2 separate regions of the Homo sapiens genome follow, and region 2 is linked to region 1. Evidence: chromatin loops called from intact Hi-C (ENCODE). Cell type or tissue: endothelial cell of umbilical vein. All regions are shown on one strand.

Region 1 (8,000 bases):
GCACTGCACCTGGTCCAGGTTTCTTCTTAAATGTTCCCTCCTGACCACCTGTCTAGAATGGCTCCATCTCTTTACCCTGATTTTATTGTTATCAAGTATGTAAGTCTGTATTCATTTCATTTCCCATTGCTGCCGGAGTAACTACCACACGCTTAGTGGCTTAAAACAAAAGAGATGCATTCTCTTACAATTCCAGAGGTCATAAGTCCAAAGTGTCTAAAGTGGGCTAAAGTCAAAGTGTCAGTAGAACTGATTCCTTCTGGAGGCTTCAGAGGAGGCTCTGTTTCACCCTTGTTTCCAGCTTTAAGATGTCACCTGCCTACCTTGGCTGGTGGCCGCATCCTCCATCTTCAAAGCCAACAGTCGCCTGCATCATCCTGACCTCCGCTTCATGTACTCACCCTCCTTCTCTGACTGACTCTTCTGTCTCCCTCTTATGGGTGATCAAGGTGATCTTTGTGATCACCTGGAGCCCCCTCGGGTAATCCAGGATAATCTCCTCATCTCCAGATCATCCACTTAATCCATCTGCAAAGTCTGTTCTGCCACGTGAGGTCACATATGCACGGGGTCTGGGGATTGGGACATGGACATCTTTGGAGAGGGGGTATTATTCTGTGTACTCAAAAATCGCGGCATATTCAGTGATTTGCTCGTTTATTGTGCCTGCCTCTGCTAGACCATAAGCTCCATGAGGAACAAAACATGACCCTGTCAGGGTCACCATTGTATCCCCAATGCCAGGGACGATGCCTGGCACATAGTAGTTGATCAGTAAACATTCACTGAGGACTGGCCTGGTGCGGTGGCTCACGCCTGTAATCCCAGCACTTTGGGAGGCCAAAGTGGGCAGATCATGAGGTCAGGAGATCGAGACCAGCCTGGCTGACACAGTGAAACCCCGTCTCTATCAAAAATACAAAAAATTAGCCAGGCTTGGTGGTGGGCACCTGTAGTCCCAGCTACTCAGGAGGCTGAGGCAGGAGAATGGCGTAAACCCGGGAGGCAGAGCTTGCAGTGAGCCGAGATCGTGCCACTGCACTCCAGCCTGGGCGACAGAGCGAGACTGTCTCAACAAAACAAAACAAAGCAAAACAAAACCATTCACTGAGGACAAATGTTCCAAGGACAGAAAAATTCATGCTCTTATGAACAAGTGATTTACAGTAACAGAAACCGTTTTGAAATTGGCATTGCGTTTTACACTGATTAAGAGACGGACTCTGGAATACACACTTGTCATAGTTCAAATCTCTGCTCTGCCATTCACTAGCCGGGCAACCTTAGGCAAATCGTACTTTCTCTGTGCCTCGATTCCTTATCCGTGAAATGGGGATAGTTACAGTAGTTGTCTCATAGAATGTTAGAAGGATTAAATGAATTAGTACATACAAGGCAGTTAGAACTCTGCCAGGCGCAAAGGAAGTGCTTCATAAGCGTTAGCTTTCATTGTCATTGTTAATATTATTCTGCAAATATCTGAAATGATATTTAACAAAACATGATGCAAACCCAAGCATAGGGGATTCGTTTGTAGTTCCAAATAGATTAAACATCTCAGCAACACTTTGGAAGATTCTTATTGTCTCCACCTTGAGCTCACCATGAACTCAAGGAGCGAGAGAATACAGTCCGTACAAGTTGTGAATCCTGAAAATCTGAGACAGGTCTCAGATTTTTCAGAAAGTTTATTTTGCCAAGGTTGATGACGTGTGCCCGTGACACAGCCTCAGGAGGTCCTGACGATGTGTGCCCAAGGTCAGCAGAGCACAGTTTGGTTTCGTACATTTTAGGAAGGCATGAGACATCAATCAACATATATAAAATGAACATTGGTTTGGTCTGGAAAGGTGGGACAACTCGAGCGGGGAGGGGGCTTCCGGGTCAAAGGTAGATAAGAGACAAACGGTTGCATTCTTCTGAGTTTCTGATTAGCCTCTCCAAAGAAGGCAATCAGCTGTGCATTTATTTATTTATTATTATTATTATTATTATTATTATTATTATTATTTGAGATGGAGTCTTGCTCTGTTGCCCAGCCTGGATTGCAGTGGCGTGATCTTGGCTCACTGCAACCTCCACCTCCCAGGTTCAAGTGATTCTCCTGCCTCAGCCTCCCGAGTAGCTGGGACTACAGGTGCCCGCCACTAAGCCTAGCTAATTTTTTTGTATTTTTAATAGAGACAGGGTTTCACCATGTCAGCCAGGATGGTCTCAATCTCCTGATCTTGTGATCTGCCCGCCTCAGCCTCCCGAAGTGCTGGGATTACAGGCGTGAGCCACCGCACCCCGGCCAGATATGCATTTATCTCAGTGAGTAGAGGGTGGGTTTGAATAGAATGGGAGTCTGGTGGGCTCTAAGCAGTGCCCAGCTGGACTTTTCCCTTTAGCTTAGTAATTTTGGGGGCCCCAAGATTTATTTTTCTTTCACGAACTCATTTCAAAACTGAGTCTGGATTTCATTCTCCTAGCTTGACAAATTCAGCTGCCAAATTGCTGATTAAAAGCAGATTTCCTTCTTAAAGGGGAAAGCCATGGTTTTTTTCTGAAAGGAGAGGAGAAAGCCTTATCGTTTCTGTTTCATAAAAGGAAACTTTCATGAACTGCTTCCTGGCTCCTCTGGTTATGGAGTGAAATTCATTGCAATTTCTTAGGATCTCTACCCGGGCCACCCACAGAGGGCTCTTGAACAACATGCAGGCTGCAGACACATCTGGCCTGTCTCGTAGAGTCTGGACTTTTTTGTTTGCTTGTTTGTTTGTTTGAATGGATCACGAGCATTAAAAGGTCAAGAGATTGCAAGTTTCTCTTGAAAAGGCCACGGTATCAGTCAATATCACGCCTGCATTCCCACGTGGCCATAATCCAGCATCAGCAGGTGCTGAGTGGCCACCCCGGGGGCACCCTGTGGTTTTCCTTGGCCCACACACAGTCAGCTTCCCTCATTTATACTTCCTGCCTGGCCCCAGGAGGTGGCTGAGTTTGTGACCTCGGTGGAGAAAAAAGCATGGACACACAGAGACATGGATATAAAGAGATCAGAGGGAAAGAAAGTCACAAATAACGAAACAACACCACAAAAGGAGTCATCCATCACCCTGACCATGAACATCATCATCATAGCTACTCTTGTAACGTACTTTATCTTGTGCCAGGCATTATTCTAGGCTCTTTGTAAATGTGAACTCATTTAATCTCCATGAGGTGGGAACTATTATCACCCTCACTTTATAGATTTAAACAAAGAGTCACAGAGAAGCTCCCGGGTTGTTTGCAGAAAACAGCGGGCAGGTGAGAGCGCTGGGCTGGGCACTCCCCAAGCTCGGAGCAAGTGCGCCTACAACTGTGCAATACTGCCACCTAGTGGAGCCGGAGAGACATACTCGGGGAGGACTAAAGGTTGTGGGCCCAGGGTTCTCTTGCGCCAGTCACCCTGGGCCGCAGCATCCGGCTCAGGATCCAGAAACGGGAGCAGAGGTGGCAGGAAGCAGGGCTGGCCGCCACCAGAGCTTTCCACCTGGGGACACCAAGTCATGGTCCTGACTTTGGGTCTCTCAGATGTAAAGGGAGGGGTTCAAGCGTGACATCAGGCGAGGGCTGAGTGTCTGGCCTCATGGTCGGCTTTCCTCAGCTGAGGATAGCGACATCGCATGGGTTTATGTGAAGTTTCAATGGGGACGTCCACACAACACGTTGGACACACAAGAGCCCGGCAAATGGTATCTCCAATTATTGCTATGAATACAATGAAGTCACATGGTGACCTTGGTTGCCCTTCGCCATCTCCCGCTCCGCTGTGCACCCATATAGTCAAATAACAACCATGCAGATAATAATAATAATTAACTTCTCACATAATTGAGTGGCTATAGTCATTTTTTAAAAATAGAGACAGGGTCTCACTACGTTGCCCAGGCTGGTCTTCAACTCCAGGCCTCAAACCGTCCTCCCACCTCGGCCTCCCAAGTGCTGGGATTACAGGTGAGTCACTGCACCCAGCAGATTCTTTAACTTGAGTTGTTGTACTTAATATTATAGGATAAAATCATAAGCCTGTCTTAAAAAAAAAATGGTGCAGGGCCGGGCATGGTGGCTCATACCTGTAATCCCAGCACTTTGGGAGGCAGAGGTGGGCGGATCACCTGAGGTTGGGAGTTTGAGACCAGCCTGACCAACATGGAGAAACCCTGTCTCTACTAAAAATACAAAATTATCCAGGCGTCGTGCTGCATGCCTGTAATCCCAGCTACTCCGGAGGCTGAGGCAGGAGAATTGCTTGAACCCGGGAGGCAGAGGTTGCGGTGAGCTGAGATGGTGCCACTGCACTCCAGCCTGGGCAACAAGAGTAAAACTCCATCTCAAAAAAAAAAAAAAAAAAAAAAAGTGCAGATCCCCAGCGCTCTCACCTGCCACTCTGTTGTCTGCAAACAATCAATTTCTGAATTGATTTCTTTCCCCATTTGAAAAGGAAATCAGCTTTTCTCCGCAAAATTCTCACTGGCTAGATTTGTTAGATTGGGGAAAGGTGAGAAGAAAGCAAATCTTTGTTTGGTTCCACACTTACTGAAGTGGGAGAACACTGCCGCTAATTGGTAACACATGCTAAGTGTGTGTGCTGTACCATAGTCTTAAGGGATTTGCAGGAATGAACTTGTTTATATTCCCAGCCACCCTAGGAAGTTGCTACTGTTTCTATCGCCACTATAAATAGGAAGAAACTGAGGCAAAGGGAGATTAAAGTTATTTTCTAAGTCAAGGTGCCATGGTTCACACCTTTAATCCCACCTTTAATCCTGGGAGGCGAGGAGGGAGGATTGCTTTAGTCCAGGAGTTCGAGGCCAGCCTGGGCAATATAGTGAGACCCTTTCTCTATTAAAAAAATTTTTTAAGTCATTTTCCAAGGTCACACAGTAAGGAGCAGCCAGGTTTGGACACAGGGACTCTGGCACAAGTGTGTGTGTGTAACATCATTTCTATTTAATTTTTTGAATAGAAAATATTTTCGGCCAGGCACTATGGCTCATGCCTGTAATCCCAGCATTTTGGGAGGCCAAGGTGGGTGGATCACTTGAGGCCAGGAGTTCAAAACCAGCCTGGCCAACATGGCGAAACCCTGTCTCTACTAAAAATGCAAAAGTTAGCTAGACATAGTGATGCGTGCCTGTAATCCCAGCTACTTGGGAGGCTGAGGCAGGAGAATCGCTTGAACCTACGAGGCGGAGGTTGCAGTGAGCTGAGATCGCGCCACTGGACTCCAGCCTGGGTGACAAAGTGAGACTCCATCTCAGAAAAAAAAAAAAAAAGAAGAAAATATTTTTACATGGTAAAAAAATATGTTTATAAAAAATACAGAGTGATAAACCTCCACCTAACTTTGTTCCCCAACCTGTCCTGTCTTCATCCCTCTTCAAAACACAAAAACTAGAATATGTTTTTTTGGATCATCTTCCAGGATTTTGTGGCACAGGGACAGATGCATACAAAGATGTGTTTTTATTTTTTTTTCTCTTGCCTTTAGCCACCAGGCTGGGTTTCGCACCAAGAAACGTGTCTCCCGGAGCTTAGACCACTTGGTGAATTCTCTTTCTTGTTATCAGAATTGAAGACCTGTAATGCCTGGTTAGTGTCAAGGTTTGTGAAACACTGTTTGGATAATTACACAAGTTATAAAACAATAGCTGGTGTGAAAATTACAGATGATTCATAATTACACATATGGCTGTCAAGCTTTCTGCTAGAGAGTCTTTCAGCCTGCGAGAACTCAGTGGGAGGAACTTTTTTTTTTTTCCTAAAGGGATCTCATTGCTCATTCTGCAATGATTAGAGCTGGCCAGAAAATAGACACTGGCAATACAGCAAATAAAGTCGAAGGGAAAATGCAATCAGAGAGATCTAGGAGGACGACAATATTTTTTACTGAGCACTTCCGATATGCCAGACACATTTTTATTATGACATTTTATTTTGAAACAGTTCAAAACTCACAAAAATTGCAAACTAGTGCAATAATGCCCATGTACCCTTCATCCAGATTCTCCCAATGGTAACATTTTTTATAAGGATAGTACACTGTCAAAACTAGGAAAACATCGTTGATACCATGCTGTTAACTCACATAGAGACCTTATTTGGATTTCATCATTTTTTACATCTCTCTCTCTGTCTCTCTCTCCACCCCATCCCCACCATCTGTTTGTCTCTGTTTCTCTCTGTCTCTCTTTTCATGTATCTAGTTCTTATAGCTCTATAGATAAAGGTAACCATCACCACAGTTGGGATACAGAACTACTTCATCACCATAAAGAAATTTTCAGGCTGGGCGTGGTGGCTCATGCCTGTAATCCCAGCACTTTGGGAGGCCGAGGTGGGCAGATCATCTGAGGTCAGGAGTTCGAGACCAGCCTGGCCAACATGGTGAAACCCCGTCTCTACTAAAAATACAAAAATTAGCCGGGCGTGGTGGCGCACACCTGTCATCCCAGCTACTCAGGAGGCTGAGGCAGGAGAATCGCTTGAACCCGGGAGGTGGAGTTTGCAGTGAGCCGAGATCATGCCACTGTACTCCAGCCTGGGCAACAGAGCAAGGCTCCATCTCAAAAAATAAAATAAAATAAAATAAAAAATAAAATAAAATAAGGGAAATATTTTTAAATTGCAATTTTAAAGATATTTTAAGTTCTGTGGACTATATGGTTTCTGTTATCAACCAGTCAACTCTGCTTCATCGAACAACTCATACTCAATACATACATGAATAAGCATGGCTGTGTTCCAATAAAACTTTATCTACAAAAGCAAAACAAAACAAAACAAAAGACCACCTTTGAGTTGGTCACAAACTTTGTGAAACATCATTGAGTCAGTTGCGTAAGTTATACAACAGTGACTAAGTGTGAGAACTAGTGATGACTCCCTTCATTGTTATCAGTGGAGATAGATGATGCAGACCTGGCTTATTTCTTAAGGTGCACTGTTTCAAAAAGCTACAAAAACTCAGGACAAGCTCCTAATTGTGAAGATGAACAATTTCACTCATCTTGGTCTACTGCCTTGCAGGGGTGTTTTGGTAGAGTGGTTTCTCGACAGTTTTTCTTGAAACCCAAATCCAAATCCAAAGCTTTGCTGAGTAATCCATTATCCTTGAAACAACCCCGTGAAGTTGTACTATTATTCTTGCATTTGTACTATTATTCTTGTATTTTGGCTCGGAAGACTGTGTGCCTAGCTGCTCTGCTATCCTGTCTCTGTCCAGCACACACATACACACACACGCACGCGCGCACGCACACAAATGTCAACATTGGTTTCCTCTGGTTGGTGAGATCATGGGGTGTTTTTTCATTTTTGTTTTTTGAGACAGAGTCTTGCTCCTTCGCTCAGGCTGGAGTGCAGTTTTGTGATCTCGGCTCACTGCAACCTTCACCTCCGGGGTTCAAGTGATTGTTCTGCCTCAGCCTCCCCAGTAGCTGGAATTACAGTCTCCCACCACCATACCTGGCTAATTTTTGCATTTTTGTTAGAGACAGGGTTTCACCATGTTGGCCAGGCTGGTCTCGAACTCCTGGCCTCAAGTGATCTGCCCACCTTGGCCTCCCAAAGTGCTGGGATTACAGGCGTGAGCCACTGCACCTGGCCCAGGCTGGGGTTTTTATTATCAGAAACTGCTAGACTTTTTCCCGAAGCGGTTGAACCATTTGACACTCCCTTCAACCAGGTATGAGAGTTCGAGGTGCCCCACGAAGTGTGCAACATCTTGGCGTTTTCATCTTATTTATTTTTATTGAATTTATTGTAGTTTTTTGTTATTTAGTTTTTATTTCATAATCATAAACTTAACTCTGCAATCCAGCTAGGCATGGAAGGGAACAAGGAAAACATGGAACCCAAAGGGAACTGCAGTGAGAGCACAAAGATTCTAGGATACTGCAAGCAAGTGGGGTGAAGGGGTTCTCTCCCAAGCTACAGAAGGAATGGTCTGGTCGTTAAGATAAAATACAAGT
Region 2 (8,000 bases), 320 kb before region 1:
GCCCATGGATCAAGAAGTAATTTTAATTTTCAGGTCTTATTATTTCAGCAATACACTTCATAAGGGCATGGCTGCCATAGATAGTGATTCCTCTGATGGATCTCGTCAAAGCCCATTGGAAACCTTCTGGAAAGGATTCACCATTCTAGATGCCATTAAGAACATTTGTGATTCATGGGAGGGGGTCCAAAATCAACGTTAACAGGAGTTTGGAAGAAGTTGATTCCAGCTGTCATGATGACTTTGAGAGAAGTTCAAGACCTCAGTGGAAGAAGTCACAGCAGATGTGGTGGAAATAGCAAGGGAACTGGAATTTGAAGTAGAACCTGAAGATTCTACTACTGAATTGACTGAATTGTGGCAATCTCATAATAAAATTTGTACACATGAGGAGTTGCTCCTTATGGATGAGGAAAGAAAGTGGTTTCTTTTTTTTTTTTTCTCTAAGATGGAGTCTTGCTCTGTCACCCAGGCTGGAGTGCAGTGGTGTGATCTTGGCTCACTACAACTTCTGCCTCCCAGGTTCAATCGATTCTCTTGCCTCAGCCTCCTGACTAGCTGGGATTACAGGAGCACACCACCCTGCTAATTTTTGTATTTTTAGTAGAGAAGGGGTTTCACCAGGTTGGTCAGGCAGGTGTCGAACTCCTGACCTCGTGATCTGCCTGCCTCGGCCTCCCAAAGTGCTGGGGTTACAGACATGAGCCACTGTGCCGGCCAAGAAAGTGGTTTCTTGAGATGGAGTCTACTCCCGGTAAAGATGCTGTGAACATTGTTGAAATGACAAACAAAAGATTTAGAATATTACATAAACTTAGTTGATAAAGCAATGGCATGGTTTGAGAGGACTGACTCCAATTTTAAAACAAATTCTACTGTGGGTAAAATGCTATCAAACAGCATGCATACGTATCTATGTTTGTATAGAACAATTGGAACATGTCGACATCATTCTTGAAATATATTTTCACTGGCTGGGCATGGTGACTCATGCCTGTAATTCTAGGATTTTGGGAGGCCGAGGCTGGTGCATCGCTTGAGCTCAGGAGTTGAAGACCAGCCTGGCCAACATGGTGAAAACCTGTCTCTACTAAAAATACAAAAATTAGCTGGGTGTGGTGGCGCGTGCCTGTAGTCCCAGCTACTCAGGAGGCTGAGGCAGGAGAACTGCTTGAACCCGGGAGGCAGAGGTTGCAGTGAGCTGGGATCATGCCATTGCACTTCAGCCTGGGTGACAGAGTAAGACTCCATCTCTCTCTCTCTCTCTCTCTATATTATATATTATAATATTATATATATTATATATTATATTATATATTTTATATATAATATAATATATATAATATATAAAATATATAATATATATTTTATATATTATATGTATTTTACTGGATATTAAATATATATATTATATATATATTTTACTGGATATTAAATTGACAGTTATTTTCTATCAGCACGTTGATCTTATTCTAGATTCCATTGTTACTGATGTAACAATGTCAGTTGTTATGCAAATTATTTATTTTTTTAAAAGCCAGTCCAATTTAGCAGTAAGAGGTTGTATAACAACTCGCAGTGAATTTCTTTTTTAAGACAAGGTCTCACTCTATTGCCAAGGCTAGGATGCAGTGGTGCAGTCATGGCTCACTGCAGCCGCAACCTCTTGGGCTCAAATGATTCTCCTGCCTCAGCCTCCTAAGTGAGTAGCTGGGACTACAGGCTGTGCCACCATGCCTGGCTAAGTTTTTAAAAAAATTTTTGTAGAGACAGTCTTGCTATGTTGCCTAGGCTGGTCTCAAACTCCTGGCCTTAAGCAATCCTCCTGCCACAGAGGCTTCCCAGAGTGCTGGGATAACTGATGTGAGACACCACACCTGGCCCTCCAACTATTGATCTTTTAAAGGACATCTGTCTTTTTTCTCTAGCTGCTGATGAGATCTCTTTGCCTTTAGTGTTCTGCAAACATACTGCCGCGGGTGCGACTGCTGGGGCCGGTGTCGCGGTCATTAAAGGAATTTACCGAGACAGTCATAGCTAAAGAAAAGCAGATTTATTGGAGAAAGTATGAAGATACATTGCAAGGTTGCAATGGGCTGCACAGCAAAGAAGCGGCTGTTTGCAAAGAGGCAGGGGCTAGAGGGATGAGTTTATGCTGCTGAGGTTACATGCGGAGTGAGGTATTTGGGAGCAGGATGTTGTGCCAGCCTGTTGTCTGTGATTAGTCATCTCTCAGAACAATTGTTTTCCCCAACCTGGGACCCCTTCCTTTTTGCTTACTTATTTTGTCAGGACTCCACGCATATTAATACAATGATGTTTCTAAGTGTAGATTTCTTTATACTTATGATTCATTAGGCTTCTTGAATCTTTGAATTAGATTCTCTCCTCAATTTTGGAAAATTTGAAAAATCCGCCATTATTTTCTTAAATATTCTTTCTGCCATATTCTCTTTATCCCCTCTTTTGGGACTCAGAATATAGATAAGACTCTCTGTCTTATCTACACTCCATGCCACTTAACCTCTTTTACATGTTTCCTGCTTTGTCTCTTATGGTGAATTGTGGATAACTTCTGTTGATCTATGTTCCAATTCACTATGTCTCTACTCAGCTGTTGCTTTTACTTTTAATCCTCTTTTAGAGTTTTTGTCATTTTCAAAGTACCTAGATAATTTTTTATAGTTTCTCGGTCCCTTGCCATTGCAAAACAATGGCAATCTTATATTTTATATGAACAAACCACACTGTTTTATGTCCCTCTGATAGTTCTAAAATCACAAGGATTAGTGGGTCTGTTTACAGTGTCTCTTATTTCTGCTAGTTCTTGCTCCTGGTACTTTGTGTTCTTGGTTATACCTGCGTGCTGCTCACGTTCCTTGGGAAAAAAAAAATATGTTTACAGGAGTAATTTGAGGCCTTTAATGAAGATTATTTTCACCAGAGAGAATTATCTGTGTGTTGTCATCAAGAGTTTAAAAATACTTCCACTTGGGGACTTTAAGTCCACAACTTGAGGTCTTTTGGACCACCCATGGAATAGGCTGCCAAGTAACAAACCAGGGCCAATTTACTTCTAGTTCCCCCTTACCCTGAGGGCATAGCCATTGCTTTCTCAGCTCAATGTGGACTCCCCACCTTGCTTGGGCCCTAGCTTTTTTTTGTTTTCCTTCCATCTAAGAAGCCATCCAAATAAAAGTTTAAATTTGCCAGGGTTATAAAATTCCCTTAGGGTAGAAGTACTCTGATTACTTCTCTGAGTTCCCAATTTTCCATCAGTTACAGCCTGATAAATCCTGTGAGCCTTCGGTGGTTTTTTTTTAAGTTACAGAAATTCTTTTAGAGATAGGGTCTTGCTATATTACCCATGCTGGAATGCAGTGGCTATTCACGAGCATATTCATTGTGCACTACAGCCTCAAACTCCTGGCCTCAAGGGGTCCTCCTGCCTCAGCCTCCTAGGTAGCTGGGACTACAAGTACAGGCCACTGTGCCAGGCCAATGCCTTCAAGATTTAAAAAAACGCATCCAGCATTTTTAGTTGCTTTTAGTGGGAATGTTGGTCTGAATAACCTAGCCTGCCATTATCAGCAACCTCAATTACTCTGTCCTCTCATCTTTGCTTAATTTCTCTTCTTAGCATTTAACACTACTTGACATTATATATTTATTTGTCCACCAACTAGGCTGAAAGCTGCGTGGGTGCATGTACTTTGTTTGCTGCTGTCGTCTCCCTGGCACCCACAATAATGCCTGGAAAATAGTGAATACTCAATAGTTGTTGAATGAATGAATGAAAAAAGAATGATTTTGCTTAGTGCTTTGTGCCATGGCTACTGTGGGCCAAAGAAAGAGGACTGGGGGATTCAGTGTCAAGATCTTTCAAATCACAATTCCAAATCAAGGTCACAACTTAACCAAACTGGCAGAAGGAACCTCAAGTGTTCTTGGCTTTCAGTACTTCCCAGGTTTAGGTACTGAGCTGAGTGGCAGGTCTCAGCTACCGACGGGTTTGTGGGTTCCCGTCACTCTCTCTGGGTCTTTGCTCAGTTCGCCTATCTTTGCTTTTGTCTGTTGTCGTCACCCTTTACCAAGTCTCAGACAGCTCTGACCCTCTCATTTCCTTTCTTTGCCCTTTCTCTCTATTCATCTCTGTGACTCAGTCTCTGTGTCCTTATCTTTCTCTAGTGGGTCTTGATCATGTACTTCCCGTCACTCTCCTCCCCCATAAGATACAATTCTAATGGTTTCTGACTTTGCCCGCACCCCTAATCTCTAGCTGCAGGATGTCTGACAAGCCATCTTCCATCTACCCCCGCGTCTTGCCTCATGACTTTTCTCTATCACCCCCTTTTTATGTTACCATCCCTTCTGTCTGACGTCACGCTCTCTGCCTTTATATCTTCACCACTCTCTCTCATTGAATGAACTCTGTTATGTTCATCCTGGTAGTGTCACCACAACTGCCCTCCACTCAGAGTCTGTGCATTCTGTTGCCATTCCCCCTGGCTCTGTCTCCTCTCACTCTGAATCCTCCATCTCTGTCCCTTGCTTGGCTTCTGTCTCCTCTATTTCTGTTGGAGCCTCTTTCTCTGAGTTCTACCTTCTATCTCCGTCTCTGTCCCGTCAGCTTCTGTTCCACTTCTCTCTTTGCTATTCTCTTTTCTTTTCTTTCTTTTTGACAGAGTCTCACTCTGTTGCCCAGACGAGGCTGGAGTGCAGTGGTGCGAACACCACGCACTGCAGCCTCCAACTCTCAGGCTCTAGTGATCCTCCCACCTCAGCCTCCCAGGTAGCTAGGACCACAGATGTGTGTCACTATCACCATGCCTGGCTAATTTTAAACATTTTTGTAGGGACACGGTCTCCTTTTGTTGCCCAGGTTGGAGGACAGTGGCATCAACATAGCTCACTGCAGCCTTGACCTCCCTGGCCCAAGTGATCCTCCTGCCTCAGCCTCCCAAATGGCTGAGACCACAGGCGCACAACACCATGCCCAGTGAACTTTTATATGTTTTTTTGTAGAGACAGGCTTTTGCCACGTTGGCCGGGCTGGTCTTGAACTCCTGACCTCAAGTGATCTGCCCACCTCTGCCTCCCAAAGTGCTGGGATTACATTCATGAGCCACCGTGCCCGGCCTGTCTTTGCTATTTGCCACCAGCTCTCTGTGCCCTCTGTGCACTCTTAATCTACTATTGCTTCCTGAATCTCTGATATTGACACCATTATCTCTGCCCCATCCATCTGAGTTTGTTCTCTTTGCCTCACTCGCTGTTGCCTCAGATTTTGTCTCTGGCACCATCTCCATATTTGTCACTTGTCCCCGTATCACTTCTGTTATCTCTGCCATGTGTCTAACACTGTCCACTATATCTTTATAGCCTTTGGGTCTCTGTCTTCTCTGTCTCTATGGCTGTCACCTTCTCTGTGTCGGCCACATCCCCTTATCTCTTTCTCCCCTATCACTGTCCCTTAGTCTCTGTCCCTTCTGTCACAGTCCTCCCTGTTTCTATTACTGTCCCCTTGGTATCTCTCCCATCTTCCTCCTTCCTCTTCTTCCCCTCTCCTTCTCCTTCTCCTTCCCCTTCTCCCTCTCCTCTCCCTCTCCTTCTTCTCTCTTTCTCTCACTTTTTCTTTTTTTTTTTTTCTTTTGTTGTTGTTGCTTTGTGTTTTTTTGACGTAGTCTCACCCTGTCGCCCAGGCTGGAGTGCAGTGACACAATCTTGGTAAACTGCAACCTTTGCCTCCCGAGTTCAAGCGATTCTCCTGCCTCAGCCTCTCCAGTAGCTGGAACTCTCCAGTAGCAGGCACTACAGGCGCCGCCACCAGACCCGCCTAATTTTTGTATTTTTAGTAGAGACGGGGTTTCACCGTGTTGGCCAGGATGGTCCTGAACTTCCGGCATCAAGTGATCCTCCCGCCTTGGCCTCCCAAAGTGCTGGGATTACAGGGGTGTGCCCTCGCGCTCGGCCGTCTCTCGCGTCTTTCTTAGACTCCCTGATCTCTGTCCTGGCCCCCGGGATCTTTGTCTTCGTCCCCTCTCTAGTTCGCTCCCAGCAGATTCACTGTCTTCTCTCTCTGGTCCTCTCCCCTTTGCCTCGGACTGTATCCTCTTCGTCGCTGTTGATCCCACTGCTGCACTGTCCTCGCTGCTGTCTTCTCACAGTCCTGTCGCCATCCCCATCCCCTGCCTCAGTCCCCTGTGCCGTCGGCCGCTCCACCTGTGACCGTGGAGTCTTTTTCTGTCACTTCCGTCTCTGTCACATCCCCTCTGGTCGCTCCTGGTCGGAGGCCCTGCCTCCCTCGCCTCAGGGCCCTTCCCCGCTCCTTCTCTTCCTGTCATCCCTGGCTCCTTCCCAGCGTCTTTCCTTCCTTCTCCGAATCGTCCTCTGCTCCTCTGGGTTTGCGCCTGCTGGGAGCTCTGCCCCTGGGAGCTGTTTCCTCCGCTCAGTCTCTGGGTGTTTCCTAGGGGGTCACATGCTCTTCTAGGCCTGTCCTGGGGCAGAGGGGTCGCCCTGAGGTCCATCAGTCAGTCTGACCATCTCCTTCGAACCTCGAGCCTCTCGCCTCGCCTCGCCTGACGCCCTTTCCCGCCCTTTATCTTTCCCTTCAGGATAAAAAATAAAAAGAGTCGGAAGCATCAGCGCCTAGGGCCCAATCGCCACTCTGGAACAGGTGTGCGCGGCGGGTCCGCGGGCTGGCGGGAGCTCACACGAACTCACGCGCGAGCTCGCAGGCCGCGGCGGCCGGCTGGCGACTAGTGACGTCGCAGGGGCTTGTCCCTGCCTTACTGGCTGCCTTCGACCAGCGCGCGCTTGCTGGAGTAGACGGCCGCGCCTTTCCCAGCGCCAGGGGGCGCTCAGCGCTAGAGCTCACTGACCCTGGGAGCCCTATGGAGAGACTCGTGTCATCCTGGCAACCCTGTCCTACCTGATTGGATACCTGCTGCCGTTCGTTGGATCCATTACTCTGATCGGATGCCTGGTGGGTCAAGGCTTGTACATAACTGGATGCCTGGAAATGTGGATCTACCCTACCTTTGGCATGTCTCTCTCTTAGCGGGATATCTTCCGCAAGCACTGGGGATGTGGACAAGGAAAGTAAATTGAGTCTCCGTTGGGGAGTGAGGGGTGTTGGACGTGGCACGGGAACCCGGCCGGAGTCAGCGGACCCAATTGGCTGCTCTCTCTCAGATACAGTTCCCCTTCCTCCCTCCAGGGGGCGCCATGGAACGCAGGGCCCTCACTGGCTCTGGGGACTGGGTGACGTCAGGGGTGAGCCTCTCGTGATTGGCTCCATCACCCTGCGTAAGATCAAAGGGAAGAAAGGAGAGCCCCGACAGCCGGAGCCATTGTGGCTCCGGCCGATTGCGCCGGCCCTCGGGCCCTCAGGGAGGCGAGGGTGTGAGGGTACAGAGTTCGAGGCCAACTTGGTCCACATTGGTAGGAAAAAAAAAATTTTTTTTATCGTTCCCTATATAACAACAAAACATAAAGGGAGGACGCCTTGATAGGAAGAAATGACATCTTCCTAAGTGTTTTTAAATTACTTCAATGTATCTTTTTTTTTTTTTTTTTTTTTTTGGGAGACTGAGCCTCGCTCTGTAGCCCAGGCTGGAGTGCAGTGGTGTGATCTTGGCTCACTGCAACCTCCGCCTCCTGGGTTCAAGCGAGTCTCCTGTCTCAGCCTCCCGAGTAGCTGGGATTACAGGCCCACGCCACCGTGCCTGGCCAATTTTGGTATTTTTAGTAGAGACGGAGTTTCACCATGTTGGCGAGGCTGGTCTCGAACTGCTGGCCTCAAGAGATCTCGCCCCTTGGCCTCCCAAAGTGCTGGGATTACAGGGGTGTGCCCTCGCGCTCGGCCGTCTCTCGCGTCTTTCTTAGACTCCCTGATCTCTGTCCTGGCCCCCGGGATCTTTGTCTTCGTCCCCTCTCTAGTTCGCTCCCAGCAGATTCACTGTCTTCTCTCTCTGGTCCTCTCCCCTTTGCCTCGGACT

Evidence for each region. Peaks named below come from ENCODE experiments on the same cell type or tissue, not always from the same donor. Only the 100,000 strongest peaks of a DNase experiment are listed, where the experiment ranks them.
Region 2: a loop joins it to region 1, with 6 times the contacts of the local background. A loop is called at or near these places in 1 of 110 quality-filtered maps.

The regions. Positions count from the first base shown.
Region 1 is chr19:50,919,073-50,927,072 of GRCh38, forward strand. It overlaps PPIAP59 (peptidylprolyl isomerase A pseudogene 59), which reads right to left. Exons shown (of 1, transcript XM_047439804.1): 1 at 7,795-8,000. Among named protein-coding and RNA genes, the nearest start is that of PPIAP59, 4.5 kb to the right of the region's middle. In endothelial cell of umbilical vein, a CTCF peak has its summit at 3,381 (motif pointing left); a DNase peak (open chromatin) is centred at 3,349.
Region 2 is chr19:50,597,620-50,605,619 of GRCh38, forward strand. SNAR-F (small NF90 (ILF3) associated RNA F) reads left to right here and starts at 7,344; the gene lies at 7,344-7,466. RefSeq lists a cis regulatory region at 5,360-5,527. In endothelial cell of umbilical vein, no CTCF peak of the experiment used is centred here; no DNase peak of the experiment used is centred here; H3K27ac peaks cover 644 bases.